Linked DNA regions of Homo sapiens: region 1 is linked to region 2. A link is a loop called in an ENCODE intact Hi-C map of the cell type or tissue named here. Cell type or tissue: MCF 10A. All regions are shown on one strand. Links, peaks and the distances in the headings refer to the core of each region. The heading gives the core; the rest is flanking DNA.

Evidence for each region. A loop is a pair of places that touch in the nucleus more often than their neighbours do. Peaks named below come from ENCODE experiments on the same cell type or tissue, not always from the same donor. Only the 100,000 strongest peaks of a DNase experiment are listed, where the experiment ranks them.
Region 1: a loop joins it to region 2, with 6 times the contacts of the local background. A loop is called at or near these places in 2 of 110 quality-filtered maps.

Annotation. Positions count from the first base shown.
Region 1 is chr7:142,900,851-142,912,156 of GRCh38, reverse strand. TRPV5 (transient receptor potential cation channel subfamily V member 5) reads left to right here. Exons shown (of 15, transcript NM_019841.7): 14 at 2,561-2,667; 15 at 3,349-4,056. The coding sequence ends at 3,643. Among named protein-coding and RNA genes, the nearest start is that of TRPV6, 21 kb to the right of the region's middle. RefSeq lists a silencer at 10,050-10,250. In MCF 10A, for the core only: a CTCF peak has its summit at 2,455 (motif pointing left); no DNase peak of the experiment used is centred there.
Region 2 is chr7:143,208,006-143,224,423 of GRCh38, reverse strand. It overlaps TAS2R40 (taste 2 receptor member 40), which reads right to left and starts at 2,387. Exons shown (of 1, transcript NM_176882.2): 1 at 1,345-2,387. The coding sequence starts at 2,345. The coding sequence ends at 1,374. In MCF 10A, for the core only: a CTCF peak has its summit at 9,185; a DNase peak (open chromatin) is centred at 9,183.

The DNA of each region.
Region 1 (11,306 bases), core at 567-5,566, 310 kb after region 2:
GCTTCTGTAAATCCCTGTTTCTCTATGATCTTTTCTTTATATCACCATAGACTGATAAATATTAGAATTAGAAGTGACCCTCAATGGCCCTCAAGTTGACCTCCTACTTAACATAATAATCATTTATTGGTCAGAATGTCATTCAATATCTTCTCTAATGCTGATTAGTACCTTATTATCTTGCAAATTCAGGTAGAGGTTGGGAGGAAGGGAGTTTTCCCATATTTTTAAAGATTTTGTTATTAGACATTTATGTCGCATTGAGCTAAAACCTATCTTCTTAAAATTTCATTCTTTGGCGCCAGTCTTTCCCTCTCATATATCACAGAACACATTCTTCCATATAAGCACCATTCAAATATTTGAATATAGCCATCATTTTTCCCTTAGACTTTTCATTCATTTAATGATGATCATTTAGACCCTGCTATGTGTTGACAAATGCCTAGGAGCTAGGGACATGAGCATAAACACAACAGACACCATATGTGCCCTCATGGAGCTGACGGTTTAGTTGGAAAGACGGGCATGAAGTGAATGACTTCACAAAAAGCTGTAAAATTACAGCAGCAAAAGTGCTATAGAGAATGTAAGGTGCTAAGAGGAGGATACAACAGAGGAATCGGACTGGGAAGTGAAGACATGCTTTCCTGAGGGAGCAACATTTAAGATGAGAACCCAAAGGTGAGCAAGAACTAGGTAGTTAAAAGGAAGGAGGGAAAAGGATGAAGGTCAAGGTTAGTAGCAATTAGGACTCTTGGCTACAGGGACAGAAAACCAAACTCAAACAGACTTGCAGATTTTTAAACAGGGGGAAGAGGATGTGTTAGTCCTCATAAATGGGAAGTTTAGAGAATTAAACTAACTTTAGAGGTATCTGGCCAGAATGCAGATCCACATCTTATACATTACATCCATTCCTCTGTTCGGCTCTCTTTTGACCTCTCTTCTAAGGCAAGCTCTCCCATCGTGTTTGTGAGATCATTTCTAGAAGCTCCAAACTCCAAAAAGAATGAGGATGTGCAATGCAACACGCAGCTCCGAGGGCCCCACTCACGTTGTATTCTGTGAGGCTCCTGGTGCCAGGCAAAACTGCAGGCTTTAAAAGAACATCTTTCCCCCTGCCAATTCCTTCCATGTTCCATCTCATGGGAACACATTCGGGTCATAGGCACATCGTTGAATCTAAGGAAAGACCAAGGACTAGATAGTGGAGGTGTTGGTGATGGTGGTGGAGGGGAGGTTTGGGGGAAAATAGATTAATTAAGCACAACTGTGTGAAGCCCAGTCCACTCAAACCAATGCACTAAAAGTGATGAGGGAGCAATTCCCTAAATGAAAAATGGGTGCTGTTACCCGAGGAAGGACGGGGCTGCATGATGGCTCAGGAGGAACAATAAACATTTCTTTCAAGGCAAAGAAGAACAGCTATCCAGGGTAAGAGCACAGAATGACTGGAAGTCCTGAGCTAGGAGGGAACTTGGTGCAATTAAGAAACTGAAAGAAGTGTGGAGTAATGAGGAAGATAGGGAGTAGAAAAACATGAGGTGAAGAATTTGCTATTTTGAAGATTGCACTCCTTCAATTAGGAAGCCTTCCTGGTTCTGATCTATTCTGATTGCACCCTTTTGTCCATGCTCTAATAGATCATGGTTTCTTTGAAACTAGAATAGTCCCCAGTATGATTAGGGCAATGCGGTACAAAGCGGGACTATGCCTTTCCTTACTTGGACATAATGCTAAGGGTACCTAAAGCTGAGTCAGGTCTTTTAGCAAATATACAAATGGCCCTTATTAAGCTTGTGATCAGCTAGCACTCCCACACCTTTGTTCTATGACTCACTTATCTAAGCTTCCTAAATGTAAATATAGGACCTTAGATTTGGTTTACTTAAATTTCTTGTTAATGATTTTACACCAGCATTCCAATCTAGCGAGATAATTTTATATTGCTTCTGTTGCCCCACATATTACATATCCCTCCCAGTTTTGTGTCACAGGCATATTTGATAAGCTTGTTTCCCATGTTTCATCTAAGTAATTAATGAGGGCTGAGCAAAGGACAGAACGTGTGGTGGACTTGCTACCAGAAATTTCCCTGCCAACTTGCAGTCATTAATCAACCCTTTTCCTTCCTAAGATGTGGATATTTAATTTGCTGAAAATTCCCTGAACAGTAACAGTATCAATTCATCCCCAAGATCGTAGAGATTCTCTTTAATCATTTTATTTAAATCGAGATAATTGGTCTGTGGCTTTTATATGAAAAAGAAGTTGAGATTAGTTTGGAGTGACTCATTCTCCATGAGTGAATAGTAATGTAAGGGCAACTATTTTATTCAAAACACTCACAAAAAATCCTCTCTCATTTCTTGATGAGTGAAGCTGGTTGCATGGTGCCTGGCACAGGCTGTGGGGTGAATAGGTGGCTGTTCTCACCACTGACCTCTAGTGTCCTATCTCACAGATTGCCTTTGGTTCCCTTTATCAGTGGCCTCAGTGCCTCTTTGAACCTCATGGCTCTTTCAGAGTTCTTCCTGTATCTCCTGCCTCCTTCCAGGTCGTGGCCACCACAGTGATGCTGGAGCGGAAGCTGCCTCGCTGCCTGTGGCCTCGCTCCGGGATCTGTGGGTGCGAATTCGGGCTGGGGGACCGCTGGTTCCTGCGGTGAGTGATGGTGTGCACATGCAAAACTGCAGATGTGTATAAGGCCACGGAAGCAAGGGTGACCGACAGGCGTCCTGGAGCCTACATTAGCCTGTCTAGGGGAGGGGGCTGGAGCTGAAGTGGAGGGGTACGAAGAATGCTGTGTGTACCTCAGGGCAGCCACGTGTAAAAGGTTGTGTGCATGTGTCCATGCTCAGACGTCAGCATGGGTTACCAGACTTGCTGTAACCTTGTTCTGAGCTGACCTTCATCTCCAGTGTACTTTTGGCTTGGATCTAACTTCCTCCTTCATATTCTGCCCTCATCTCCCGGCGTGACTCTCCTCTCTCCTCAAATTTACTTCCTGAATTGCATCTCGTCATCCTTGTGACACGCTTATCTATTAGTTGGCTCTGTTTTCTCTTTCACATTCCTACGTATTAGTAACACACAAACACACACACACCTGTGTGCGTCCTACCACCCTGCAAGCCCTGATTGCTCAGCCTCCATTATCTCTATCCCAGGTTAGCCTGCCCTCCATCACCTCCCTTCACTTGATCCCAGATACTCTTCCTGTTTCAACTCTGCTGCCTTATTTCTGCTTCCCTCTTGACCCTGCTTTCTAAATGGTCACCTCTACTTCTCCCCTGCCCATGTCTCCCCACCTGGATTGAGTCCTTTCCCCTTTCCCCTTATCAGGGTTGAGAACCACAATGATCAGAATCCTCTGCGAGTGCTTCGCTATGTGGAAGTGTTCAAGAACTCAGACAAGGAGGATGACCAGGAGCATCCATCTGAGAAACAGCCCTCTGGGGCTGAGAGTGGGACTCTAGCCAGAGCCTCTTTGGCTCTTCCAACTTCCTCCCTGTCCCGGACCGCGTCCCAGAGCAGCAGTCACCGAGGCTGGGAGATCCTTCGTCAAAACACCCTGGGGCACTTGAATCTTGGACTGAACCTTAGTGAGGGGGATGGAGAGGAGGTCTACCATTTTTGATTAACATCGCTATCACTCTTGACCTTACTCCCGGTTGGCCTGGGGGCGGGGACAGAGACGGAGACCTCTGCCTATGCAAGTGTCTAACTTCTGTGCCTGTTAATCATGGGAGGGTGAGACAGAACAATCCCTAAAGGGTCATGCCTCACACTTCACATCAGAATTTCTGGCAATGGGCAATGGTCATCGATTGTCTCACGTATTTTCTGGGCTCTTGCAAGTCACCCATCTCAGGAAAAAGGAGGTTGGCAACTAAAGACATGAGGCAGGGATGCTAGATTAATGTCAGGACCATTTCTCTTCTGCCCCACGCAGCCCCTAGAAAGTAGTAAGCTGTGAGGCTTTTCTGGCTCCCCAGGGCTTACGTGGGAAGAGCCAGGCATGGCATAGAGGTTGTGGCCCTTCTTTTTTTCCCAGCCTCCTGTAGGTCTCTCTCTCCACTTAGCAAGCAAACACCAACTGCAATAAAAAAGTCTCCTTATTCTTGCCTTCTTTAATTTTTTACTGTGGCACAATACATGTCACATAAAATTTACCATATTATCCATTTTCAGATGTGCCATTCAGTGGCATTAAGTACATTCACATTGTTGTGTAACCATCACCATTATTCATTTATGGAACTTTTTCATCATTCGGAACTGAAACTCTAATCCCCATTGAACAATAACTCTCCAGCTATCTCTCTGCCCTGGTCCCTGATAACCAATATTCTGCTTTCTGTCTATGAATTTAACTATTCTAGGTATCTTATGTAAGTGGGATTCTGCAATCTTAGTCCAAAATTTGACACAGTTTGTTTATTTATTCATCTACCAATGGACATTTGAGTTTTTTCTACCTTTTGGCCGTTGTGAATAATGCTGCTATCAATATGGTATACAAATATCTGTTCTAGTTTCTATTTTCAGATACTTTGGGCATACACCTAAAAATGGAATTGCTAGACAATTCTTATGTTTAGTTTTATGAGGAACTGCCATACTGGTTTTCACAATAGCTTTCACCATTTTACATTCCCTTCTAATGGGTGTGAAGTGGCTTCACATTGTAGTTTTGATTTGCCTTTCCCTAATGACTAATGATACTGAGCACGTTTTTATACACCTATTTATTGGATGTTTATATACCTTCTTTGGAGAAATGTCTTTTCAGTTTATTTGTCCATTTTCGAATTAGGTTTTTGTTGTTGTTGAATTGCCTTATCTTTGCTTTTTGAGGCTCACAGTCTGAAGTGTTTGCATCCTGGTGTGTTTTTAAGAATGTATGGTAAATTAGGCCTATATTTGAATGGCCTAATCATTTCTTTTCCAGGACCCTCCTGCTCTGTCCCTAGCAGCTAATCATCCTTGTGCCTGGAGGCAACAGGCTCCTGCTTGTTCTCCTGACATAGCCATCCTCCATTCCCATCTCCCTTTGCCCCACACTGAGTTGTGAAAGGAACAGCAACAATAGAGGAAGGGTCATCCCTCTCCAGGAGGGAAATTAGGAATCATGTGTCCAGGGCACCCATTATAGGTGCTCATGGTCAGCCTCTCTTGTGTCTCCAGCACTATACTTCTAATCCCAGCCCCATCATCACCCTTAGCAAAAAGCCATGTCAGCTTTTCAAAGGACTGTGGTCTGGGATAACAAAGAAGTAAGTGGTATTTGTGAAACCACAGACAGTTAATTCAGATACACCAGCCCAGGGCTGAGTGCCCAGCAGTGAGGGATTGCACAATGTGTATACACACGCCCGCACACACTGGGACACAGTGGTGGCAGGGTATGTAAAACTGCTCAGTCACCATCATTCTTCTTTATTCTCTTCATAGTAGAAGCACTTTAAAATTCTGCTTCTGTAGTCCTTTTTTTTTTTTCTTGAGACAGGGTCTTGCTCTGTTGCCCATGCTGAAGTACAGTGGTGTGATCACTGCTTACTGCAGCTTCGACCTCCTGGGCTCAAGTAATCTTCCCCCATCAGCCTCCCAAGTAGGTGGCACTACAGGTGTGCACCACCACACCCAGCTAATTTTTGTATTTTTTTTAGAGATGGGGTTTTGCCATGTTGCCCATGGCTAGTCTTGAACTCCTGGTCTCAAGCAATCCACCTGCCTCGACCTCCCACAGTGCTGGGATTACAGCATGAGCCACTGCACTAGCCCTGTAATCTTTTTAATACTTGCTTAACTTGTCTATAAACTTATATGTCTTTTGATTTGAGCCCTTGGCCTGCCCCCAGGTATTGTCCTTTGTCCTGGCTTGTGCACCTGGTATGTAATTAAAATTGCTTACTGCCTAGGTTTTTCACTAAAATAAGAATTACTAAGAGTTAACATTATAAATTAATGAATGTAATTAAAACTACTAGGTACATACAATGTGTATTAAACAGGTAGGCTGTGTTTTTTTTTGGAGAACAAATGTTAAAATAAGTCATGGGAGTGTGGTTCTTTTTTAAGAGAAAGTGTTTTTTTCTAGTTTAGAGGATTTTAAGGACTGTTTCAAGTTAACAGAAACGACAAAACTGAAGGTTTAAGCAAGTCGTAGAAGGTTTGTGGAAGATTGATCTTGTAAAAGGAATTTTGTGTGTGATCAAGTTTGGCTAAAATTTTAAGGGGATTATTTAGATATTATACAAATTGAACATTCATATAAATAGCACATTGATGCAGGGTCAGAATCTGAGCACCTGTGTGAGGCAGGATTTTCTTGGAATATTGATGTGTTCTTTAACACAAATTTGTAAAGTTTATAAAAGCCTCATGGAAATCTTACCTTACAATCAAACTAATTAAAATTTGGTAGATTTGCTTATAAGATTCTATTAAAGCTTTAGAATTAACAATACAGTAATACAAAAATAAAATTTGGTTTTCTCTTTTAAATAAGATTTTTGTATAATATTAAGAGATAGTAAAAGATTTTCATTTGCCCTTTGAATAAACTGCCAAAAAAATTAAAGAAGAAGGAGAGGAGAGACAGATTCAGTTGGCTTCACACTGTCTCTATTAGGTCCTATTTTTTAGAAAACTGAGGTCTTCTTTATCAAGGAGTAAAGATTTCTGCTTTTTTTTAAAATTGGTGAGTTATCACTTTAGCTAAATGATTATAATGACCTGTAATCTCATTTTGCGATATCAAGTGCTTTAAACTTTTAATGTTGGACTAACTTTCCAAGATTAAATTCTAAATGCAGTCTTTTAACCTCAAACTGACTTTTAAATGTCCAACAGAGGCATATTTGGCTTATTTGATATGTTAAAATCATACAGGAGGCATTGCCAAGTATAAAATGGTGTGTAACTTTCTTTGAAATATATTTATATAAATGTGCTATTGTTATGTGTTCCAAAATTGTATAATATTCTTATAATTTTAATATGTCTTGGTATATGTGATCAGTAATAATTATAATTATGGTAAATTATTGTGTGCCACAGAAATAACCAGATTTCCTTGTCAATTATATCTTTGACTGTGGATATCTTTTGTCATTCACAATTATTATTTTACTTTGTTCCTTTTCAAAAAGTTGCTTATAATCAGTTATAGGACTCTGATGGTGTATTAGTTCATTCCCATGCTGCTATGAAGAGATACTTGAGACTGGGTAAATTATAAAGAAAAGTTTAATTGATTCACAGTTCTGCATGACTGGGGAAGCCTCAGGAAACTTAGAATCACTGGAGAATCACCTCTTCACAGGGTGCCAGGAGAGAGAATAAGTGCCAAGCAAAGTGGGTAGCCCCATATAAAACCATCTGTTGCCCATGCTAGAGTACAGTGGGCAACTCACTGAATGAGTGAGTTCTCATTAGAACTCACTAGCATGAGAACAACATGGGGGGAACTGCCCCCCATGATTCAATTACCTTTCACTGGGTCCCTCCCACCACATGTGGGGATTATGGGATTACAATTCAAGATGAGATTTGGGTGGGGACACAAAGCCAAACTGTATCAGATGGATACTTTTAAATGCAGGTTTCTGACAGCTTTGGAGATTGTGCCATTAAAATAGAGGAAAAAAATCTTCCAGGACACTCCTGGAGATCTGATGTATTCATGAGGATTGTTGACCCAATATCAAATAGAACAGAGGTTAATTGCATGAACTGAGCTAATAGAAGACTAAAATAATTTTTTGTGTGATCTTTTTGTCTGAAACATTGGTGATTCTTTTCATTTTTTGGGTTGTTTACAGCTTTTAACAATTGAGTAAAATATGCTCTTGTGAGCAAAATTTAAAGCATATTTCTTTCTCTCTACCTGATTTCTCCAGAATTTGAAAACTATTTTTGAGTATTCTTAATTTATAACAATATAGTTATTTGTATGAGCTCAATAAGAATCTGCTTTCTTTTGTAACAGGACACAATTGGAGACTATTATTTTACTAAAGCTTTGACTAGAATGAAATATTTTAAGCTATAAACAAAACAACAAACTGTTTTAAGGAATTGCCATTGACTTATAGAGCCAATAAAAGATCCTTAAAAAAACTGGCCTTGTACCTTGCCTACACAATTCTTTTACAGGGTTCCCAACCTGTGATAAGTAAAGAACGTTACTTTCTGGCAGGCCCGGGAACCCCAAGTTATCTTGGGATTAAGAAGAGAGGCATTCGCCCAGTTCATACAGATATCTGCAGGCACAAATAAATTCTTGACTGGGCTTGGGGCCTTTAAAAAGTCTAAACTAAGATTCCTTAAATAAAAAAGTTTCCAGCAAAGTCAATTTTAAAAAAGCCTAAATAGAAAATAATTATTCTTGCTGCACTTTATACAAAGAATCAGGTGAAGTATAATACAACTAAAGCTTTTCTACAAATAAATTAGTCCTACTATGATTTGTCTTTGATAAAAATGGAGGACTGAGATAAAAATTATGTTTTTTTTTTTTTTTAAAAAAACATATAAAACACCTCTTCTTAGACCCCACCTTATCAATTGTTTCTCAGTTTCATTCTTTGTTAAAATGCATTTGGACTGAATCCTAAGTCCTTTCCTGGCTACAAGTCTCCAAACTACTGTTCATTTTTTTTTTCCTTTTTCTTTCATTTTTTCCCTTTTTTTTCTCATTTGGAATCTAGAAATTAAAACTAGAAATTTTAATTTAAAATTAAATTAAAATTAAAACTGTGCTTTTCTTAAAGTTCTGCCAAGTGAAACTTGAAACTTAAACTTTGGGAAAAGTAACAGCAAATTATTTATATATATAAACCACTTTTGTGCCTGCCTACTCATTCATGGACTTCAGAGCAATATAGCCTAAATCAGTTTTCCAGGATTACTTTCCCCTTTTGTTGTCATGATCTTTCCTCCTTTTCTACTGGTTTTCTTTCTCTCTTCTTTCCCCTATTTTTCTCTGTGGAACATGAAACTTCACAACCTGCTAAGAATGATCCTTTCTAAAATGAGGGACCTAACCCTCTAGAAATAAACTGTCCTAGTGACAAGGGATCAGACCAAACCTGAGATCAGACACTCACTTTCTTCTACAATGCTTTCCCTGAAAGATTTGGAAGAACAGGGTGGGAGGATGTGAAAGGAAAATAACATCTTGGGACCTCAAACTCACTATGTGAAAGGGAAAAGTTAAGTTTGGAAACTGAGTCAAACTTTTGGAAGTTGCCTTTCTTCCAAAAAGTTTGGAAACTGCCTGTCTTTTTGTTCCTAAACAGATAGCCTCAAGACAGAAGGCCACATTAGCTCCCCAGATGGCCTCCTTCACCCTGACATTATAAATTAACAGTTTATCTTCACGGGTACAGGAGAAGAGAAGAATAGAAATCGTCCCTCCTCCTACCCTGGGATGAAGGCATATTTGACTTCTTCCTCTAATTTACTTTGTCTTATGTAAAGTGCAGATTTACTGAGCATGACACAAATACATAAATGACTGTTCCTCTGTCCCCTGCTTCTCACATGCAACATGTGGATTCAGTGAGCACTAATCAAAGCCTCAAAAGAATGTAACCACTTGTCTACTCTCCGCCACTTTTCTTTAACTTTTCTCCTTCCCCTCCTGGCCACTTAACCCCTTTAAATATTGAAGCCTTCAAAACCCACTTTGGAAAAAGTGCAGGCCTCAGATCTTACTGTGGCCTGTGTCTCTTTTTCCTGTGTCCTCAACCTTGCAAAATAAACCTGTAAATTGATCGAGACTTGTCTCAGACATCTTTTTCTCAGTTTACAACTTCCACTCCTGTGCAAAGCTAAACTCCCATCTGTGTTCTAGATCCATTCCTCACTCTGTCTTTTCACACCCTGTGTCCATCACTGTCTCCTCTGACCCCTCTCACGTGTGTATCTTCAACTTCTCCTTCTCTGGTAGCTCTGTCAGCAAATAAGCATGCTCTATTCTTTTGCATTTTCGAAGAAACTGCAAACTCCCTCCCTCAACCCCACCTCTTCTTTCAGCTACTCCCTGTTCAGGGCCAAACTTCTTAAGAGTAAATCCCATTGTCTACTGGCCTCCCACTGACACCTCAACCCATTGTGATTTGACCCTGCCTTCTCCGTGATACTGATACCTGTAGTTAAATCCACTGAACAGTCTTAGTTTTGCTTGAACACTCGGTAGCATTCAGATTACGGTTAATTGTGCGCCACTTCTCAACACGTCTTGTGCCACATATCGCAGCTGTCCTGGCTGCTTCTCCTCCACTGACCCCTTAAAGATTTTCAGTCCACAGGCTGTTTTCCTTACCACCTGGGTAGTCCTGCCTAATTCAATAGATTACCATGCACAAGCTCAGAATCCCTAGCTCCTTATCGTCACCTTAGATCTGTCTCCGGAGCTCCAGGCATGAACGGCTTGGACGCCTATTGATTGGACCGCTCTACCTGGATGTTTTACAAACACCTCAAACTCAACATGTCCCAAACTGAACAGCTTTTCTTCCTCACCAAACCTGCTCCTCCACCAGTGTTTCCAACCAAGTATGTGGTAGCACAACAAAGTTGCCTAAGCCAGGATCCTAGGCGTCCCATCCTCCACACCTCTATCTCAACTCTCATATCCAGTTGATCTCACGTCTTGTGGATAGTCTAGTCCCTAAATTTCTCCTTTGAAAAATAACTAATTTTGATTAGATAACACATCACAAGGTACAAAACCCAAACAGCACACAAGATATCTAGGAAAGTAAGCTCTCTTATCTCTGTCTCAGCCTCTTGCTTGTTATTCTCAGGGACATTCACTAATGAAAGTTTATTATTTATCCTTCCAAAAATACTCTAGACATTTCCAAGTATATGTATGTATATGTTTATCTTAAAATACATATAATAGCTTAGTAGATTAGAAAAGGAGTTGTTGCTTTTGTCACTTAGGATATTTTAAAGTGTCTCATTCTGCACATGATTTTACCATGATGTATTATTTTTATTCCTGGGTAGTGCTATATTCTCCTTCCCCCTGGCTTTCATAATTTCTGGACCTTTCTACCCCTCTGCCTCCATTTCCTCTTTCATTGCTGTGCCTTTTTTTTTTTTTTTTTTTTTGAGAAGGAGTCTTGCTCTGTCGCCCGGGCTGGAGTGCAGTGGCATGATCTCTGCTCACTGCAATCTCCACCTCCTGGGTTCATGCCATTCTCCTGCCTCAGCCTCCCCAGCAGCTGGGACTACAGGCGCCCGCCACCACGCCCGGCTAATTTTTTGTATTTTTCGTAGAG
Region 2 (16,418 bases), core at 6,353-11,352:
GTATGCCATGTGTCTGTGTGTATGCCGTGTGTGTGTGTGGTTTTTGCAGTTTATGGATGTAAGGAACTCTCTCTGAAATGTGTGCTTGAGAGCGCTGGAGCTCAGAACTAGACTTTGCTACTGACCTCATATTTTCATTTGGGGGCTACCTAAGCTTGGTATGATCCACAGCATTCTTTTTTCATTTTCCTCAATAATCATGATTTAAAACTTACCTAATAAAAGACAACTTCAGATTCCTAACGTTCAAGCTCTAAGATATCTGGGGAGAGGGTGTCCAATGTTTTGTGAACAGCTCTTTGAGACAATGCTGCTGGAACCATCCTGAACAATGACAATGGAGAATAATGTTTTTCCTCTTCTCCAGCAGCCTGCCCCAAGTAACCCGCTCTTGCCCCACTATTTACTTCAAGGTAACCCAGAACTGGTAAAACCAGAGGCACAGGTGCCGCTAGCATTGCCACAGAGTCAGGAGCTGAGCAAAACAGACGCTTACTTACTCTGGCCTCTTCCTTTTCTCTTTCTGCTTCCTGCCCACTTCACTCTTTTCCCTGCATTCTTTCTTTCCTCTCTGCTCACTTTGTCCCCTCCCATTTGGAGAAATAAAGCATTGAACTGACCCTTCACATATCCATCTGCCGTTCTATAACTCATCTTTATCTGCAAACATCCTCTCTAGACTATTGGTTTTTACCCATCCCCTCCCTTTTGGCATTATCTTCTGGAACTCCTGGGATCAGGATGTCACCCTATCACTCCACTAATGGCACACATGGCATCCTTTTAGTCAAATCCAGAGCCTTTTTCTTCACCCTTTACTTTCCTCGGAACTCTGCAGCACTTGATAATTTCCAGCAGCCTTTCTTTCCTGAATCTTCTTTTTCTGTAGCCACTCTGGTTTCCCTTCTACCCCGTGGACTGAGTGCTGTGCTCTGCTTCACCAGCCCTAACTGTGTGTTAGTTGGGTGTCTTAAGTAGGATGATCATGTAATTCTTCATCCAGACCATGATATTCTTGAGAATTAAAGGATGCTCAATTGACAACAGACAATAAACAGAGATTGTCCCTGGCAAACCGATATGTCTGGCCACCCTCTCCTTAAGGCTCAGGAGGAGAAGAAAGTGGAGAGATCTCAGGGCAGGATATGAATGAACATAGTTCAAGGAGCTTTCAAAGTCCATCTTCAGGTTTCTTAGTTACTTCTGTTTAGAATCTCAAGTTAAAAATTCAGCTTCATATTTATAAAAGGATCACGTTATCTGAGAAGTGTCAGAGCAGGTTTGGGAGAGAAGAGACGGGTGAGGAGAGAGTTCTACCTGAGGCAAAGGCAGAAGTGGTTGGACCAGGTCCCGCAGAACTCCGTGAGTTCCAGTCACAGAGTCTGCCCTTTTAGGTAAAGAGGAACTTGGTGCTGAAACCGCTTCCAGGCTCTTCTCAGCCCAGGGTTGCCCAAGATCAGTTGTACTGAGTGGCCGGCAGGGTAGGCAGCCATGATGATCTTGCACAAAATATTCCAGGAACTGTAAGTGTCAAAGATGTTGGACGTGGAAAGAAATAGAGCAATTGCATTGAAAATGTAGAGGATGAGAAAGTAGCTGGTGGCTTTGATGGCCCCTATGTGAGCCTTCATGCTGGGGTCCCTGGACCCTGTGGCATTGCTTCCCATGTGTAGGGTGTGTCTCTTGAGAGAGAGGATCAGCAGGGTGGCTGCCAGGATGAACATGATCAGAGGAACGAAGATCCCCATGTTATAGAAAAATACCAGGTTGACCATATTGGTCTCAGAGAAGTACTTCTTCTCCGTGGAGTTGGAGGAGGGGATAGGAATGGAGCTATTCACATACACATTGAAGACATCTCTCGAGAGAGGAAAGCTGAAGCTTAAGGAAACCAACACTGACAGCCTGAGAAGCCAAGGCATCAGCACTATGATTTTCCTCTTCATCAGGAAGAACAAAGGATGATTGAAGTTTGCAATTCTAAGACAATAGAAGACTTTGAGCCAGGCAGCAAACCAGAGATTGGAATGGTTCAGAAAGACAGTGATGACTTTGAAGAGGATATACACTGAGTTTTGGTTATAAACAATTCGGAATAGCAGACTGAAAATGTTCTCCAGCATCATCCAAATCTGTAGCAAGAGCCTGGAAAAGCTCAGCATCAACATAATGCGGTCACCAGTGGGGAGTGTTTTGCCCCTGGCCCACTCAGCCCCATAGATGGCCGTGATGAAGCCACTCCCAAGGATGCCAGTGATGCACTCTATTCCGGAGACCACCAAAGTGAAGGTGACCTTGAACTTGGATATGTCTTTATCTGTGGCATCTGTGTTCACCGTTGCCATTCTCTTTGATCCTGACTTTCAGGTTTCTGCGCCAAGAATGGGTAACTGCTCTGCAATCTTCTGACCCTTGCTCAATGTTATAATTTCTGCCGCCCTCATTAATGGTTATTTCCAATTTTTCTCCATTTGTTTATCACATGACTACAAGTTAGAGGCTTCACATGCAAATAATGAGAGGATCTGGTTACTGGGTCTGTCTCAATTTTTCATAAAGATACATTTGTCTTGGGCTTTCAGAAGCTCACTGGAAATAATTTGAGACATGTTTCTAGCTCAACACCTTCTTACCTTATTTACTTTAAGTCCACATTTACCTGATAAGCAATGAATACAAGGCCTTTTTACTTGTCTCACAAGATCTCTGTTACCTGCTAAATTATTTGTAAAAGCTCATACAGCTTTTAAAATCTGTTTTCCCCACTTCTTTTCTTGTCTCTCTTATTTTGGGAGAGAGTTTTATTTTGATAGTTACCATGTTTGTGAATAAGAAATTCCCATAAGCTCATATATGAACATCTTTTACTTAGAATTGAGTTTCTTCCAAAAAGGCCTGCTATTATAATGTCCTCGAATAGTATATAGAAAAGCCAAAATTGGATGCTATTCGAGTTGGAGAGAAGGAAGTCTCCATAGTCCCAGTTTTTATTGTTTGTGTATGTGTCATCAATTTCAGCTTACTGAGATCCCACATGACTATTTGAGCTCAGAATCAGGTAGAATGAGCCTGGGGAGAATTCAGTGTTCTGGACATGGTGTTGAAGTTTGGAAATGTGATAAGGTACTATGACTTGAAATTTAATTTCCTACTTTTTAACCCTGGCTGTGAACCAGAATGAACTCTGGCACTTTACAAGAATATGTAGATGCCCAGGACTCGTCCAAATCTAGGAAATCAGAACTGGACTAGGGCTCAGGCATGCTATCTTTTAAAAAAGCCGAAAGGTCTTGTTGCTCATAGTCAGGATTGAGATCCAAAATCTTAGCTGGAAACCAATGAGCCTTGGGTCAGATTTGGCCTGTAGTCATTTTACCTTGCATTGGTTAATGCTGTACAGCATTAATCCACCAGTGTGTAACTTTTCTTTTTGAGGGGTTCTATTGGCAAACATTTAAACTTAGGAGATTACTTATATGCATGCACAAAAAATCTATCTTCTCTTGAAAAATTAGAAGATTTGGCAGTATTGGGTCTTCATAGTGAACTGGCTGAAGCTGAGTAATGGCTGCCCATTTTAAACAAGGTATATACTTTTCAGTTTGTTGACAATACTAATTCCTAGTGTCTTCTTGACACAGAAGCTGAGTGCCAGTTATCATTTTCCAGTGTGCTTACCCTGTTATTTTTATTTGATTATTTTTCTTTTTGAGACTGGGTCTCACTCTATCACCCAGGCTGGAGTGCAGTGGTGTAATCATGGCTCACTGCAGCCTTGACCTCCATAGCTCAGGTGATCCCCACACTTCAGCCACCTGAGTAGCTGGGACTACAGATGCATGCCAACACACCTGGCTAAGTTTTGTATTTTTTGTAGAGACAGAGTTTCGCCATGTTGGCTAGGCTGATCTTGAATTCTTGGGCTCAAGCAATCCTCCCATCTCAGCCTCCGAAAATACTGGGACTATAGGTGTGAGCTACCATCCTTCACACCTTGGTCCATTATATTTTGGGCCTTGGTCCATTATATTTTTTAATAATATAAATTGATGAATGATAAAAATGGGTTTCCCCACCCCAAATTAATTTTATTTAAAATAAGGAAGTTGGCTGGGCGCAGTGGCTCATGCCCGCAATCCTAGCACTTTGGGAGGCTGAGGAGGAGGATTGCTTGAGCTCAGGGGTTTGAGGTCAGGCTGGGCAACATAGTGAAACCCCTTCTCTACCAAAAATACAAAAAATTATCTGGGCATGGTGGCATGCACCTGTGGTCTCAACTACTCGAGAGGCTGAGGTGGGAGGATCCTTGAGCCTGGGAGGCGGAGGTCTCAGTGAGCTGAGATGGAGCTACTGCACTCCAGCCTGGGTGACAGAGCCAGACCGTGTCTCAAAAATAAATAAATTAATTAAATAAGGAAGTAGAGATTTATTATTTGTATAGAAATAAGCACCAGGCAAAGCAATATATTTCAAAATTAAGAAAGCATTATTTAGGGAAATTAAAACTTATGTCAACACGGAGATTTGTACAAAAATGCTCACAGCAGCTTTATTCATAATAGTCAGAACTGGAAACGAGATTTGTTGGCAGGTTCTGCATCTCCTGTAAGAGACTCATTAACTTTGGTTAGTTCTCTTAATTGAGGACAGTAGTATTTGTCAGCAGCTTTCACGTATTCCAAAGCATCAAACTCACTTTTTGGTTTATTTTGTCCCAACATATGCAAGTTTGTAATAAATGATATCTCCCCAAATTTCTGGCACACAATCGTTGACTTCCATTGTTCTGGTACTGTTTTCTATTGGTCTTCATTCATGTTTTTCTCTGATTTTAAGAGGTGGGAACAGAAGGAGATCTTGGGCAGGGTCTGCCTGCAGCCCCAGAGGCTCAGGCAAGAGGAGCAGGGAGGGGATCAGCCATTGGGGTGTGGGACTATTGCTGAGGCTCAATGCAAGCTGGCAGTCTGGGCTGACAACTCCAAGGCACTCACAGTGCCACATTTATAGCTATGTGGGGCCAATTCATTTTTATTCCATATTTTATCATTTGGAGAGCTAGAATGGAGGCATCATCTCTACTTTAGAGAAGTTCTTTTTTTATTTTTATTTTTGGAGACAGGGTCTTGCTCTGTCACCCAGGCTGCAGTGCAGTGGCACGATCTCAGCTCACTGAAACTTCCCCCTCCCAGGTTCAAGCGATTCTCATGTCTCAGCCTCCCAAGTAGCTGGGATTACAGGTGTGTGCCACCATGCCTGGCTTATTTTTGTATTTTTAGTAGAGACGGGGTTTCACCGTGTTGGTCAGGCTGGCCTTGAACTCCTGGCCTCATGTGATCCACCTGTCTTGCCCTCCCGTAGTGCTGGGATTACAGGCGTGAGCTACTGCACCCGGCCTGCTTTAGAGAAGTTCTCATGGGGGTCTTCAAGGAACAAAAGTTTCAAATTCTTGGCTACGAAGTTTAAAAGCTTTGGTCCAGGCATAGGATAGAACAGATTGGAAGAATACACCTATTCTTCCAATGTTTCCAGGGAAACATTTTTCTTTCACATCTCTCTCCATCACTACCATGTAGACTAGAAAATGCTTTCCCAGTTGGAGAGGAATGAAAGAAGAGGAGGCAGGAAAGAGCTAGAGAAGGTAAGGATCTCTTTTGAAGGGGTCCCACATCTTGGCCCACTGCTCATGGCTGCATGGGGGTGTCAAAGGCAGACAGGCTGCAAGAGGGCCCCTGAGTCCCCTGCAGCCTGTCCACACTTGGGAGAGCTGTTCAACCTTCCTTGTGTTCACAGAAGGAGTTTGGAAATCTGCTAAGGGAGTTATCGGATTCCATGGGGTCTAGTGGCCATATCAAGGAGACTTTACAAGCATGAGATCAAAGTGTGGACACGTGAATTGACATCAACGTAAGGACAGGAATGACCACAGTATAGACTCTACATCCCACCTTCATGCCAAATCTTTGAGTGACTCCCAAGGAGCATAGGTGTCCTTCATGGAAGACAAGAAGGAGAAAGGAGAAGGGATAAACACAACATGTTTCTCCCCCTCCAGTTTCAGTGCCCCATTCTGTGCTTCCCATCCAATTGTAATGTCTTGGGCAGGTTCCAAATGTTCGTCTTCTTTTGGTTATTAATACTCAGTCCAGTTTAATTTCATATTTGGTTTAAGTATTATCTTCTGCCTTTCCCCAAGCACAGTTTCAGCTGACACCCCATCTGCTAGGACTGGGAGGAGACAAGGTGGACCCTGAGACACCCGTCTCTCCCTCTTCAGTTTTTGGCTAGTGTATGAGAGAGAGGACAGGCAGAAGAGTCTCTTTATTTCCCTGGCTGCTGTTGTAAATGCACTCTTTTGTGCTGCTGCTGCTCCCCTGGCCAACACCATCTGGCCCTCCATGACTTCCGGGTGCCAGATATCCATATGTTGGCTGTCTTGTGAGGATCTCATGTGAGTCTTGAGGAGGCTCTGCAGCAACTCTTCACTCTGCTGCCCATAACTCCCATAGGCCCCCCTTCTTCCTCCCTAATCTTTCTATATGTGCAGACTCAGGTGGAGGGCTGCTGCTGGGATCCTGGCCATTTGCAGGTACTGCTGCCTCTTATTAAGCTTTGCAGGTAGATATTTGGCCTCAATTGTTGGCTGCTTTCTTTAGATCTGTTTTTCTCAACCCTGTCCACATTCTAGAATTACCCTTATGACTGGAAGGGCTTTTGCAAAGCACCTATACATATGTCCCACCCTCGAAGATTATGAATAATTGTTCTGGAGAACAGCTAAGCATTGGCATTTTCAAAACTCCCCACTGTGATTCTTATATGAAGCAGGACAGGGTTGAGAATCACTGCCCTTTGGGGGGACTTACCCTTATGGTTTTTAGTATGAGCTCCAGGGTTACTTGGGGCAACAGGAAAAGTGGCCCTCAATATCTTTGTAGAAGTGACCGAATGACTTCCTGAAGAAGACTAAGAGGACATATCGTTTATCAGGTGGTAGGAGACCAAATTCAGAGATTGAATTAGGAAAATAATTATAACATTTTGCAGAACTGGGTTTTTGGTGGTGTGAAGTCACATCTACCCAATAGTATTAGAAAAGTAGCATATTTCTTGTAGTCATATCTTTATTAAAAGTAGGAAAAGGAAGATAGACTGAGGGGGTCATATGTTCCTCCTGTGTTCCTCATAGAACCCTCCTGTGTGCATATTTGGCAAAAGATGTAATTTAAGAAAACAGTGTAGGTGCCATTATGAAACAAACCACTGGAAGAAGAAAGAAGAGGGCCATGGAAGAGACATGTGATCAAAACCTAAGGAGCTGAAGAGAGAATTGTAATGTCAACAAGGTTTGTCTTGGTTGTTTAAGAAATAAGAAGTCATAAATAAAAAATCTGCCTGGGACATCAAATTCTTCACAGATAGCAAGTTGTAAAAGAGAATCTACTGAATGTAGCGGAAATTGTGTGTCCTGAAAAGATACAAGCACGTGCAAATGTAAATGTAACTAGAAATACTGTTGCTCAATGCAATGGAAATGTGACTAAGAAATGAAAAGAAAAATCATGTGAAAAAATTTTTAAATGGTGGCATTTGCTATTGCAGTTGGTGAAGATACATATTTAGTAATATTTAGATGTAGTAATGAGCTCTATTAACCACCATGGGGGTTAAGAATTTTTATATGACTGAAAAATATTTTGGACAGTGTGCTCATGACAGACACAACCTTAGGAAATGATTAAGAAAATAATTTTTTTGTGTGTATAGAGGAAACTTTCAAACAATTTAATGCAGAAGACTTGTGTGCCTATAGGATGATATTCCTGGGATGAGCAGTGTTTATATCAGACTTGCAATAAAACTTAAACTCTAGGTGGCAAGTTATATAAAGACACAGGCTTTACATCTACTTGCTTGCATTATTTAGCAGGAATTGCTTTCTGCGAGAAGCTAAAAATTGAAGATGTCCCGAACACAGCGTTCATACTGTGAGCTGGATCTCCTTGTAGGGCTTCAGGCACAGAGTGTTGGATGCACTGTGTGATGAATTGGACACGTAGCATGGCAGTCTGCTCATGACACAGAGGGTGGGTGGCTTAGTCATGGCTGAAAGCAAAGCAGCATTGTTGAACAGTTAAGAGAAATGAACTTATTCACATCATTGGAGGGAAAAAAGCTTTGCTTATGTTAAGCAGCGAAGATTGTTATCATATAATTGACCTTTGGGGTAGACAAACACTTTGAATATTTCCCCGCAAAGGCATCCACAAAGCAGTTATAAAATGTAGAATAGAGTCTGCTGCCAAGGGTGTTAAAAAAAGAAAAAAAAATGTTTTAGGAAGGCATATCTGGCATCGTTACTAAGTCCTCTTTTCTGTGGTTGGAATTAGTTTCTAGAAATACAACTGATGGCCTGAAACCTGTGATAAAAATTGTGATACACTGAAAACTGATTCCTCAAAATGGCTTATTGATTTCAGACTTTGTGAAGATAACCTCCCATTGTTCAATGCACCTTGTCAATTCCTACTTATAGTGTGAAAAATGACTCATGGTGTGATATAGGATTGGACATTTTGTACAGTGACACTGGAATGCCAGGCTTCTACAAATATCTTCACAGTTGTGCAAAGACTCATATTTTAAAATATCTACGTTTTTGAACAGCTCTCTCCCAGTATTAAACTAATTAGGACTAATTATCACTTCTAGTTAATGGGTCCCAGTCAAGGCTGAATTCTGTTTTCATTATACAACTTAACACAGGTTTAACAAGGACATATTGGTACTGAAGAAAAAGTGAGCAAATTGTAAAATAAAATACTAGAAATGAAATATTTATATTTTATCTTTTTTTCAATTCTGAATTTAAGATACAATCTTCAATATCACATATATATTCATACACATACACATTATCTGGTATGGTTGCAGTCTTAGTTTAGAAAAATAAACACAGTGATTATTTTCCTGACAGTTGGTTTGTTTTGTCATACGGCTGCCATGTTCGCCCGTACACCTTGACGTCTCTGGCTTCTGCAGACCCTGGAGTTTTGAATGAGCTCTTCCAGGCCTAGGTCTTACTTAGGAATGGATTATGTGTTAGCAGTAAAGCTTATTAACAGTTTTCACCACAAGATGGAGCCTTATGAATGCCTCTCGGAAAAGGGAGCAATTCCTTAATTCGCCCACTAGTGGGCAGGCATGCTCTTTCTAAATAGGAAACTTCTGGGGAAACCTTTCAAAACCTATTTGAGACAATTGACTGAGAGTTTTACCTCCTCTCTTCTAAGGAGGTCTCTGATTCTTTGTACTTATGATCAGTTATTTCAGACAGTTTTCAAGAGAAAATTTATATTGTCTCTTAATCAAGCCTCTTTAAAAAAAAATATATTTTAGTGAAAGGGTCTTGCTATGTGGCCCAAGCTGGAGTGCAGTGGCTATTCACAGATGCATTCACGGTGCATCACTACAGCATCGAACTCTTGGCCTCAAGTGATCCTCTGGCCTCAGTTTCCTGAGGAGCTGAGATTATAGGCATGTGCCACTCTCCCCAACCACATATACTTTTAATTAACAGATTGGTCAGTATATTTTTGCAAGATAAATTGCAAATGAAAACTATAGTCCTTAAGTAGACTAACTTTAATTGATTACAGATGCTATTTCTAAAGAATCCAAAACATGCTGGGCGAAGTGGCTTACTCTTGGAACCCCAGAGTAATTTCAAGGCAGGAGAGGAGGCCAAGACAGGAGGATTCCTTGAGGCCAGGAGTTTGAGACCAGCTGGGCATCATAGTGAGACCTCATCTGTTAAAAAAAAACATTAGCCAGATATGATGGTGAATATCTATAGTCCCAGCTACTTGTGAGACTGAGGTGGGAGGATTGCTTGAGGTGGGAGGTTGAGGCTACAGTGAGCTGTGATCACGCCACTGCACTCCAGCCTGGGCAACAGAGGGAAACCCTGTCTCAAAAACAAAAACAAAAACAATCCAAAACATTAGAATGATATAATGCTACTGCTGCCAGTGACCTGCAAGATGGCTTAGCACAGGAGCTCCCCATATAGGGGTGAGTAAACGAAGTCCTTCAGAAGTGAGGGGAATTGACCAAAGCCATACACCTACTGAGGTATTATTGGACTATCAAGCAGAGGGTCTCAGAAAGTCCCTTCACACTTGCATTTGGATTTTCATTAAAATTCTCTGCTGGATTTTTTTTTCTGCCAATGAGGTAATTTCTTGCCTAATTAGGTTCTTCTCATCCAACCCAGGAAATGGCTATAAAATCTCATTTAGGCAATGTTCAACAATCTTTTTGCCCTAAATGAAGTAATTACCTGCGCTTGGGTATAGACACATACAGTGGCCATTAATTTTCAACAAAACTGGAGCCCTTTTTATTCATTCAACAAATATTTATTAAGTGCCCACGATGTCCCTGGGGATAAATAGTAGATAAGACAGGTTCCTGTCTTAAGAAGATGTACATTTGAATTTGTATGTGTGTTTGCAGGGGGTAGGAGGAAGGGGAGATATATGGTTTGGCTGTGTCCTCACCCAAATCTCATCTTGAATTCCCATGAGTTGTGGAAGGGACCTGGTGGGAGATAATCGAATCATGGGGGGAGGTCTTCCCTGTGCTGTTCTCCTGTTAGTGAATAAGTCTCACAAGATCTGATCATTTTATAAAGAGGAGTTCCCCTGCATGAGCGCTCTCTCTTTGCCTGCCACCATCCATGTAAGACGTGACTTGCTCCGCCTTGCCTTCCTCCATGATTGTGAGGCCTCCCCAGCCATGTGGAACTTTAAGTCCATTAAACCTCTTTTTCTTCCCAGTCTTGGGTATGTCTTTATCAGCAACATGAAAACAGACTAATACAGGGAGTAAGGGAGTTTGGGAAGGGTAGACAATAAACAAATAAATAATATAATTTCAGATGGTGATAAGTGTCATAAAGACAATAAGGTATTGATTTTCACAAGGGTGCCAAAACTATCTGGAGGAAGGAAAACTCTTAAAAAATGGTAGTGAAACAACTGAATATCCACATGCAAAAGAATGAAGTTAGACCTCCATCTTACACCATATACAAAAAGTAACTCAAAATGGATCAAAGATGTAAATATAAGAGAACATAAGTGTAAATCTTTGTGACCTTGGATTAGGCCATGGTTTCTCAGATATGAGACCTAAAGTACAAGCAATGAAAGAAAAGTAAATATAATAAATTGGGCTTCATAAAAATTCAAAAGTTTTGTGCTTCAAAGGGCCCTATCAAGAAACTGAAAGACAACCCACATTCTGGGAGAAAATATTTGCAAAATCATATATCTGATAAGGGCCTAGTATTCAGAATATATAAAGAACTCTTACAAGCAAACAGTAAAAGAAAACTCAATTAAAAAAATGGGCAAAGGGAATGCTGCTAAGAGATGCCAAGAAGAATCTGAACTGACAGGCCTGGCTGGGTTCTTCCTTTCAGTCTATGAGCATTTGATCTTACTCTTTTTGTCCAATCATGTTTCCATACTTTGCTGAACCATGTTAATGTTTATAAACATGGGCAGTTTCCCCTGGATCTCTGAGTCTTCATTCTGAAGACGGCTGTGTCACATGAGCTGTGATAAAATAACTTTGTTATGCTCTTCTATTTGAAAAATAATGGAAGCAATGGACACTGAGACTCCAAAAGCAGGGAGGGGGAAGGGAGGCAAGGGTTGAAAAACTATCTATTGTGTGTTCACTATTTGGGTGATGAGTTCACTAGAAGCCTAAACCCTAACATTATGCAATATACCTATGTACCAAACCTGCATATGGACCCCTCTGAATTTATAATTTAAAAAAGTGACTGTTCCCTTCTTCTGCCTCTGAATAAACTTCTACCATAATGTTCCCCTCCCCCGCAGAATGGGCAAAGGGCCAGGCATGGTGGCTGACGCCTGTAATTCCTAGTATTGTGGGAGGCTGAGGCGGGAAGATTGCTTGAGCCCAAGAGTGCGAGACCAGCCAACATAACAAAACCCCATCTCTACTAGAAATGAAAAAAAAAGAAAAATAGCCGGGTGCAGTGGCACATGCCTGTAGTCCCAGCTACTCAAGAGGCTGAGGTGGGAGAGTCACACTTGAGTCTGGGAAGTCAAGGCTGCAGTGAGCCGTGATTGCACTACTGCACTCCAACCCGGGTGACAGTGAGACCCTGTCTCAAAAAAAAAAAATGGGCAAAGGATTTGAATAGATATCTTTTCAAAGAAGATATTCAAATGGCCAATAAGCACATGAAAAAAATGCTCAGCATCATTAGTCATTAGGGAAACACAAATCAAAAACACAAGGAGATACCATTTCTTACCCACTAGGATGGCAAAAATAAGGAAGATGATGACAAGTGTTGACAAGGCTATGGAGAAACTGGAACCCTCATACACCACTGGTGGGAACACAAAATGGTTCAGTCACTTTGGAAAACAGTTCCTCAAAAAGTTAATGAGAAAGTAGGGAGAGGGAATAGAGAGAAAGTGGGCATAGGGTAGTGATGGGATTATTTTAAGAGAAGGTTTCAGTAAGAAGGTAACATCTGAGTGGAGTATTTGTTGAAATAATGACTGGAGAAAGCACATAAACTTTGCTCTGCTCCCAGTTTTCTCTTCTTTTGTTTGTAAATAGCCTTTCTTTGATACATAAACATTAGATTGTATCCTTCCCTACTCCAGTTCTACAAATTTTTGTAAAAGTCACTCTCAGGAAATAAAAGTCATCATTCTTTGATGACAATGTTGGCCTACAGTGCTTCCTGGCAGAATTAGTTAATAAGCAGCTGTCTAAGTCCCAATAATTCCGTACATATCTTTATCTTTTTTTTTTTTTTTTGAGATGGAATCTCGCTCTGTCGCCCAGACTAGAGTGCAGTGGCACTACCTCAGCTCACTGCAACCTCTGCCTCCTGGGTTCAAGCGATCCTCCTGCCTCAGCCTCCTGAGTAGCTAGGACTATAGGCACATGCCACCACGCCCAGCTAATTTTTGTAATTTTAGTAGAGATGGGGCTTCACCATGTTGGCCAGGCTGGTCTGGAACTCCTGACCTCAGGTGATCCACCCACCTCAGCCTCCCAAAATGTTGGGATTACAGGCATGAGCCATCGTGCTCGGCCAGGAAAGCACTTTAATTGGAAGTCAAAGAGTTGCTTGCTTGCGATCAGGGTATTCCAACCTTGACAGTATTAACATTTTAGACCAGATAGTTTTTTGTTGTTGTTGTGGAGGCTTTCTGTGCATTGTAACATGTTTAGCAGCATCTCTGGGCTCTACTCACTGGATACTGGTGGCATATTCTCAGTCATGATGATCTTAGATATCTCAAGACATTAACCAATGATGCCGTGGGGGCAAACATTGTCCTTGGTTGAGAAACACTGCTTTAGAAAAAGATGCATTGTCAAGAATCCTGCTACGGAGGTCTGGAAAACCTACAATGTGTCCCATAAGGAAGTCAGTGTATTCGTTTCCTGGGGTTGCTGTCATAAGGTACCACACATTTAGCAGCATGAAACAACACGGGTATATTGCCTTACAGTTCTGGAGGGAGGTCAGAGGTCCAGCAAAGATTCCACTGTGCTACCGTCAAAGTGCTGGCAGGGCTGTGTTCCTTCTGGAAGTGCTCCAGATAATCCCTTTCCTTGCCCTTTCCAGCTTTTCCAGACGGCCCTCATTCCTTGGCTGACAGTTCCCAGCCAGCAATGGCATCACTTTGATCTCTGATTCCATTGTCACTCACTTCTCTGACTCTCACCCTCCTGCCTAAGGACCCTTTGGATTAAACTGGGCCTATCTGGCCAGGTGTGGTGACCCATGCCTGTAATCTCAGCACTTTGGGAGGTCAAGGTGGGTGGATCACTTGAGGCCAGGAGTTCGAGACCCGCCTGGGCAATGTGGTGAAACCCTGTCTATAAAAAAAAAAAAAAAAATTAGCCACACGTGGTGGCTGGTCCCCATGGTCCCAACTACTTGAGGTGGGAGGATCACCTGAGCTCCAGAGGCATAGGTTGCAATAAGCCAAGATCAAGGCAGTGCACTCTAGCCTGGGTGACAGAGTGACACTCTGTCTCAATAAAATAAATAAATAGGGCCCATATGGATAATCCAGGATCCTCTCTCCATTGCAAGGTTCTGAACTTAATCACACCTGCTAAGTCCCTTTGGCCACGTAAGGTAACATTCACACGTGCCACAGATTAGAAGATGGACATTTTGGGGAGCATTATTCTGCCCATCAGTGACAGGGGAGTGGGGGCAGGGAAGTGCTGAGTAGAGAAGGGCAGGGTCCCTGACAAGGGCTCCACCCTCGGGCTTGTGCCCACGGACGCAAATGAGAACAAGCATTTCTGTTTTTGCGCCCCAAAAGTTGCCTTTTGGCCCACCACGCCCCCCATCCTGTACCCGTGTAAGCCCAAGACCTTAAGCGGACACAGACACAAGTGGCTGGACGTTGAGAGGAGCAGAGGGGCACAAGAGCACACTGACAGACACCAGCAGACACCGGCACGCCATCTAGGGCAGGACGACGTGGCATTCGGTTGGGGGCAGTCGGAGGAGAGTCTGTCCGCTGGGCAGCCCGACTCCAAGGAAGACTACCTTCCCACTCCATCCCCTTCTGGTTCCTCATCCACCTCACTGAGAACAACCTCCACCACTCAATAAAACCTTGCACCCATCCTCCAAGCCCACGTGATTCGATTTTCCCAGTACCCTGGGACAAGAACTCAGGATACAGACAGCCCTCTGTCCTTGCAATAAGTCAAGGGATCTAATTGAGCCGCTTGACACCAGCTGCCTGCAGACGGCAAAGCTCAAAGAGTAAACTGTAGCACACGCCCACTGGGGCTTCTTTGGGAACTGTAAACACTCAGCCCTAGATGCTGCTGTGGGGTTGGAGCCCAAAAAAGCTCCCCAAGACCTGCTTATCTGCATGTTCCGGCTAGGGGTTTGAGCAGCGGGGCACCAAAGAATCGAGCCACACCCCTGTGGCATAATCTGCAAAGGGAATAAGGGAATTTTTCCCGCTTCATTAGTATTTGGGCATATGTCAACCAGAGGGCATTGAGTAGCCACATTGCACCGGAACTAGTTAAGTAATTACCTAAACTTTTTCCTCTTCCCTCCCTTCCTGCCTCCAGAAACTGGCAGCAGTTGAGCAAGCAGGGAAAGGAAGGTGAGGAAAAGAGATTTTATCGGATCCATTCTCATTGCTGGAACTGGGGTAAAGCTCTGTGGCCCAGGCCTTGCTGGAGAGAGGGAGAGCACCTTAAAATGAGATGGGAGATAACAGTTTTGATTGTAATAGGACTGAACCTTTTTTTAATCTTTTACCTAAAAATAATGTTGTTTTGATTTCTGACATGTCTAGACCTGAAAGGTTGCTCTTAAACGCAGAAGAAAGCTGTTAAACAGTAAAACCAAAGGCAGTGATGGAAAGAGAAAAAGTTATCCTTCGTGGTGCTTTGTAGAATCTGGTTCTTTGAATAAACCTGGAACCAGATGATTTTAGGGGAGGGGATTTCAAAATTCTATGAAGCCACCTCATGGACTGTGAAGGTCTTCCTAGAGAGGGTGAGATTGCTGGGAGTTGTGCCAGTCGGTACCAGGAGACTGAGAGGTGGTGCCTTGGGAAGCCCACGGTTTTTTTTTCTTTTCCTAGGACCACCGGATGTTTTTCTGTTACCTAGATGTTTGGGGAAGGCAGCAGAGGAAGGAGATAAGAGAGAAGTGTGAGAGAAAAGTGGAAAGACCTGGACTGAGAGCCACCAGCCTTCTTGTGAGAGAAGAATACATAGATAATATTTTAAATCTGTGCTGGCAGAAAATGCTGGGGCATGCGGCCACCAAAGGGAGAGAGGTACAGCTTGCCTCTCTGCAATCAAACTTAAAAATGCTTCCAATTTGTAAATGGATGGCTTGCTTAAACGCTAAAGCTGTAACCAGGGAACTTTCCTGGGTTTCTTGAGGACACCAATCAAACGTCTAAACCCAAGTTTCTCCCCTCGTCGCTGGGTGAGCCTTCATCCTGAGTCCTTCACTTTTCTGGGATCCAGGAACATAGTAGGACAGGTTACTCAAACACTAAAACTTTGAGTGGAAATTGTTAATCTAAAACCAGAATTACTTATGGCTTTTTATTACATGTGATATGGTTAAAAAATATATTTATATATAATTTTGGTTTTTTAAATATATATGTGTGTATATATATATATATATATATATATATATACTTTTTTTTTTTGAGACAGGTTCTAGCTCTCTCACCCAGGCTGGAGTGCAGTGGCGTGATCACAGCTCGCTGCAACCTCCGCCTCCTGGGCTCAAGTGATCCTCCCACCTCAGCCTCCCGAGTAGCTGGGACCACAGGCACCACCAT